Regions from separate parts of the Homo sapiens genome. Here region 1 is linked to region 2. The links are chromatin loops, found by intact Hi-C in ENCODE. Cell type or tissue: chondrocyte. All regions are shown on one strand. Each heading gives the region's core, and the rest is flanking DNA. Links, peaks and the distances in the headings are about the cores only. Region 1 overlaps FRMD1 (FERM domain containing 1). Region 2 has its middle 280 kb from the start of LINC01615.

Region 1 (2,903 bases), core at 223-2,722, 820 kb before region 2:
ACGGTGATTCCCGCTGGGTTACAGGCCACAGAGCTTGCATACATCCTCAGAGATGGAGGCCAACCATCCCTTCCTGGTGGACCAGACACTCCAAGGGCAATGGCGGACACAGTGGCTTAGTGACAGGAATGCCTGGCCCTGGGAGGCCCTAGGTGATGTTTTGTGACCCTGGATGGCCCTGGGTGACTGTAGGTGATGCTGGGCGGTCCTGGGTGACTGAGCCCTGGGGCTGGTCCCACCTGATCTCATCACATCCACCGTCAGGGCCGTGGGGACACTCAGAGACCAGCAGAGCTCACGTCCCCTTTCTGGGGCAATGAGGAAGCTCTTCAGGGCCTCATACACAGGGACTGGGCTGGACGCATCCCTCAGGACAGGGTGCTGCATCCTGGGCCAGGTGCACACACAGTCCTACACACAGGGAATGGGCAGGGTGCATCCCTCAGGACAAGGTGCTGCGTCCTGGGCCAGGTGGACACATGGTCCTAGAACACTCTGAATGGCTCTGTCTTCTCACTCCTACTCAACTGAGTATAAAAAGACATGAGTCTAACCCAGGCTTTCTGATGGGAGGGAAGCTGGTAGGACAGGGCTTCCTAGGAGTAGGGGGCTTCCTAGGAGTGGGGGGCTTCCTAGGAGTCAGAAGGCTTCCAAAGAGTTGGGGGAGTTCCTAGGAGTCCACGGGGCTTCTTAGGAGTGTGGGGGGGGCTTCCTAAGAGTTGGGGGGGTCTCTAGGAGTCCAGGGGGCTTCCTAGGAGTGAGGGGACTTCTTAGGAATGGGGGGCTTCCTGGAAGTGGGGGGCTTCCTAGGAGTGGGGGGTTTCCTAGGAGTGGGGGTCTTCCTATGTGTGGGGATGGGATTCCTGGGAGAGGGAGGGGCTCCCTGGAAGGGGAGCTTCCTAGGAGTTTTGTTGGGGGGCTTCCCGGGATGGGGAGCATTCCTTGGGAGGGGGGTTCTTCCTAGGAGTTGGGGGGGTGCTTCCTAGGGGCCAGGGGCTTCCTAGGAGTGGGAGGGGCTCCTGAGATGGGCTTCCGAGAAAGCTAAAGGACCTGGACTCATCTGCAACCCCAAGAGGATCCCACCTCTCCTGTCTCTGATCCCAGCCTGCAGCTGCCCCTTGGCAGGAACAGGAGACTCGGGCACAGCAGGCTGCAGGCAGCTCCTCCCTGCCATCTCTGTTCTTCCGGCATGTTCTGGCACATTTCCTGGGACTCAGGTCACAAGCAGCCCAGCCCCTCACGTCTGGCCACTGGAGGGCAGGCCAGGGCTTTGCTGCCTCGGTGTCCAGGGTCAGCCAAGCTGGGGCTGGCTGGACCACACTCACTGTCCCTGAGGCCTGGGCATCTCCCTCGGGCCCACCTTGGCTGTCACCACGTGTGCTGGGGTGGCTGCGGCTGGTCCTGGGGCTGGAGGACGGCTCCTTCTCATGGAGCCCGTGGACCTCCAAGGGCACGTCCACAGACATCTCTCTGGATTCCCTGAGCCAGGAGTTGGCCTTGATGCCTGACGTGTAGGAACTGCCGTGGCTGTCGGCGGAGTGGCGTGAGAGGCAGTGGGGGCAGTGCTGGCTGCTGACCCCACTGCCCGGGAAGCTCCTGCTGGCCAGGTCCAGCTCCAGCTCATCGCTGATATAGGACTCCCGGTAGTGCTGCTTCTCTGTGGGGAGTGGGGAGCACAGTGAGGGCGAGCTGGAGAGGGACCAGCCCTGCTGATGCAGGAGGAAGAGCCCGGGAGACAGAAATGCACACCCACAGCCCAGATGAGGACGTGGAACAGGCAGGGAGACCAGGCCTGCGGGTAAACGCTGAGGCCAGGCCTTGTGCTCAGGTGAGGACGTGGAACAGGCAGGGAGACCAGGCCTGTGGTAAACGCTGAGGCGAGGCCTTGTGCTCAAGGTGAGGACGTGGAACAGGGAGGGAGACCAGGCCTGTGGGTAAACGCTGAGGCCAGGTCTTGTGCTCAGGTGAGGATGTGGAACAGGGAGGGAGGCCAGGCCTGTGGGTAAACACTAAGGCCAGGCCTTGTGCTCAGGTGAGGATGTGGAACAGGAAGGGAGACCAGGCCTGTGGGTAAACACTGAGGCCTTGTCGGAACCTGCATTTCTTGCTCTTTGTGGGCACATGATGGGAGGAGAAGTGGAAAACAGACCAGGAAACTGAGAAGTGGAAACCTCAGGTGGCTCCTCAAGCTCCCAGCTTCCCCCAGTCCCATCTATAGAATTCCACTCCAGGCAGAGCTGGGGGCCACCACTTCGCCCTTCGACCTCAGCATCTGGGGGACGTGGGAGTCAGGAGGCCACAACAATAAGAGACAGAAGGCATAGTCCGGCCAGAGCCCAGTGTGCCCAGCCTAGCCCAGAAGGCACAGTCCGGCTGCGGAGCCCAGCATACCCAGCCCAGCCCCACCTTCTGCCTCCTCCCGCTGCCGCAGCTGTTGCAGAGTGGGCCGCACGCGGAGGTGGAGCTGGTGGCTGGCGCGCAGCAGGTGCAGCAGGTGCCTGGACCGCCAGGTGCACCCCGTGTAGTAAACCAGCTTCTGTGCTGCGGGCAGCCCATCCAGCTGGATCTCCAGCTTCTTTCCCTGAGCAAACAGGAGAGAAGTTGCCACTCCACAGGTGGAAAACCACGCTAGCCACAGGAAAGGATGATTTTAAATGTCAGCCATGGCCCCCAGGGGGACGAGGCCCAGGTTTTCACTTCGCAGTGCAGATGGCTGTTGGCGGACACTGTGCGCGGACACTGTGCTCTGCTCCGCCCTTGCTTGAGAGGACACAGCCCTCCTGGCTAGAAAGTGCCCGCAGCAGTGTGAGGGGAGTGGAGGTCTGGGGTGGGACAGGAAGACCTCGGTCTGGCTGTCCAGAGCAAGCCTGCTGTCCAGCAGCCCCCACAGTCACTGCCCTTTT
Region 2 (2,903 bases), core at 116-2,615:
AAACCTTTAATCTATAAGGTGAAAAAGGGCCAACTGGGAGCTGGTGCTGTATCATGCCCCTGCTCTGAGATTCTGGGTCTGTTTTCTCATTTGTCAGATAGAGCCACAGGCCAGACAGTGTATGTAAAAGTTCCCTTCAATCTCAAATAACAGTGATTCTATGACTCTAGGTTCATTTATTCTAAATCATTTCAAACTTGTTAGGAGACGGATTTACAGTGCAGTCCATGAAGCTTGAATGTGAGCTCCCTCAGCTGCCGTCTCTTGCAGGGACTCAGGAGGGAAGCTGGACACATGTCTGTCTTCACGGAGTCTGGACAGCTCTCCATCCCCTCCCATGTCCTCTCTGCCGCCATTCCCTGGTGTCTGGTGGCATCGAAGGGATCATGAGGACTTTGAGATCCAATTTGAAAAGAGATGAACTGCAGTAATTTCACTCTGGCATGGTGGGATCCACTCATGGTTCACCATCACGTCTGTGGATAGTTGAATTACTGCTGATCTTCCCAGTGTGGAAGTGGCTTCCAGAACATTCACCCAACCACCGTGTGTCTCACCCGGCCTGTGACAAGAAGGAGCAGGGCCAGAGGTCAGTTCCGACGCAGAAGGGTCCTCCAGGGCCCAGGGGGATGGACAGCCAGGCAGACACAAGGCTCAAAGGCGCCGACCCCGAAGCTGCTCTGCAGGAAATTCTTCCAATCTGTACACCCTAAATTATATGCAGGTTCATCCCCACCTTATCCAAACAAAAGTCCTCGTCTGTCAAGCATCTCCTGTCGAGAATGCAGTACATGCAGCGATAAACACATCACACACAGGAAAAGGCATGTGGCACAAACACAATGGCAATTACTTGTGCAAGGTAGAACTTTTCAGAACCCCAGCGTCGGCAGTGCCGGGCGGGGCTGGCAGTCGGAAAAGCAAGTTCTGCGGCGGACCACGGGTTTAGGCTCACCGCGCAGTCCCAATACAACTCTATTTCCTGCGACTCTGGAAACTGAGTTTTCTTTCTGTTCTCTCTAAGGAAAACAATATTAAAATAGAGATAGCCATTGGCACATGAAAAGGTGGTTGAATAATATGCAGAAAAATTGGGGGAAATGTGTATGTGGGGCCGTTATTCAGTAGAAACATTGTATCACGTTCAGATGGGCCTTGTTGGAGAAGATTTGCTAGGTTTTCAGAACGCGTAGTGTTGTTGAGGTTTCTCTTCTCACTGCAGGCGAGGGCTTCCTGCTGTCCTTCCTGTTTGTAATTCGGTTTTACTTTTCTTACAGGGCTTCCGAAATCATTGAAGTGTCAAAACCTGAATCCACCAGAATGTGTCCATGGAACTGAAAACTATCAGATATTTAGACAGGGTGCGTTAAAGGGCTCACCGTGCGTCCGTTTTATGCCGTAATTATGTGCACAAATAATTGCATGGCCGGCGTCGCGTGAGACGCGGGAAGGACCGGGGAGCGGCAGAACCAGGGCTTCCAATTCCCGTCCGCGTTTAAAGCGCGCCAGCGCCCTCTGGTGCTCAGGCTGCGCAGCGCGCCGGCTCCGCGGGTGCCGCCAAGGGCCGGGGCTGCCTGGGGGCCTGCCCGGGGTTCCAGACCTGCTGGACCGTGCATGGCTCATCAGGCCGGGCCTGTCCAGGGGTTTGAGAACCGCAGACCTGCAGGACTGTGCATGGCTCATTAGGCCGGGTCTGTCCAGGGGGTCCAGACCTGCAGGACCGTGCATGGCTCATCAGGCCGGGCCTGTCCAGGGGTTCCAGACCCGCGGGGACCTTGGCTCCATCAGGCGGGAACCGCCCCGCGGGATTCTGAAAGGATGAATGCATTTTCCTCTTTCTAGCATGGAAGGATTGTTAATTATTTCTTCGTAGTTTTCTGTGCTTCCCTTTCTCCTTTTTGCCTCACCTGCTCTTTCCTCCTGAATCCTGAGTGATTTGGGTAAAGCCAATGGTCGGATTACCTGGGAAGAAGCTGGGAAGCCAAATGTATGAAGAGCGGGGCTTCAGATAGGGGCCACGGAGAGCCCAGGCCCAGGAGGCCTGCAGAGCCTGGGAGGAGGGAGGCTCACCCAGCCCGGGGCCTGGCCCCATGGGGGTCCTGCTGCAGAGGAGGAGGGAGGCTCACCCAGCGCTGGGCCTGGCCCCTGGTGGTCCTCCTGCAGATGTAGCCGTGAGGGCTGCTGACCCCCTCCAACTTCACCGCCTCTCCTGAATCCCAGGCCATCCCAGCCTCGTCTGGCGGTGTGAAGAGTGGATCTGAATTCCAAAGATCTGGGTCTTGCTCTGACTTTCCCCATTTGCTGCAGTTTGAGGAAGTAACGAATTATTTTGGAATCTTCATGTGTGTACATTTTAATTTTTAAAATAAGGGTAAAAAAATTCCACCATTGCAGGTGACTGAAAGTGAGGAGGGAGAGCTTGTGTGGAAGGACATGAAAAATTGCTCTCGGAGCCAACAACTGCTGCTCCCTTCTCCCTGCACCCTCTAGACAGGCGCTGTTCCTGACCCTGTGAAGAGGCAGCGTCATGCGGGGCGATGGGAACACAGAGACTGCAGCATGGACAGACGTTTGTGTTGCAAGCAGACACACACCTCCAGGGTAAATGTTTATTCCAGAGGCACCACCATTCCCACGCCCAGCGAGTGTGCATTCTTTCTGGATTCAGAGCCCCACAGTTGTGTTTGTGAGTCATCAATGGTGAACGGTGGGGCCTTCTGGGGACAGGGGTGTGATCCATGTCTCCGTTTTCAGGTGACAACACCAGTCCCCCACCCACCTCACCCCAAACAAAGAGGCCACTGATCCGGGCCGCACAGACACCGCAGCCAGCAGCCATGCGGCCCCGCCTTTTCATTTATTAAGCAGAGATTAATAATGGTATATTTACGGCCTGTCTGCGG

What was found. Hi-C counts contacts between places; a loop is a spot of excess contacts. Peaks named below come from ENCODE experiments on the same cell type or tissue, not always from the same donor. Only the 100,000 strongest peaks of a DNase experiment are listed, where the experiment ranks them.
Region 1: a loop joins it to region 2, with 3 times the contacts of the local background. A loop is called at or near these places in 4 of 110 quality-filtered maps.

Annotation. Positions count from the first base shown.
Region 1 is chr6:168,059,401-168,062,303 of GRCh38, forward strand. FRMD1 (FERM domain containing 1) reads right to left here. Exons shown (of 11, transcript NM_024919.6): 8 at 2,407-2,581; 9 at 1,361-1,657. Among named protein-coding and RNA genes, the nearest start is that of FRMD1, 18 kb to the right of the region's middle. RefSeq lists an enhancer at 1-12. In chondrocyte, for the core only: CTCF peaks have their summits at 1,262 (motif pointing right) and 1,465; no DNase peak of the experiment used is centred there.
Region 2 is chr6:168,883,294-168,886,196 of GRCh38, forward strand. No RefSeq gene overlaps it. Among named protein-coding and RNA genes, the nearest start is that of LINC01615, 280 kb to the right of the region's middle. In chondrocyte, for the core only: CTCF peaks have their summits at 1,525 (motif pointing left) and 1,776; no DNase peak of the experiment used is centred there.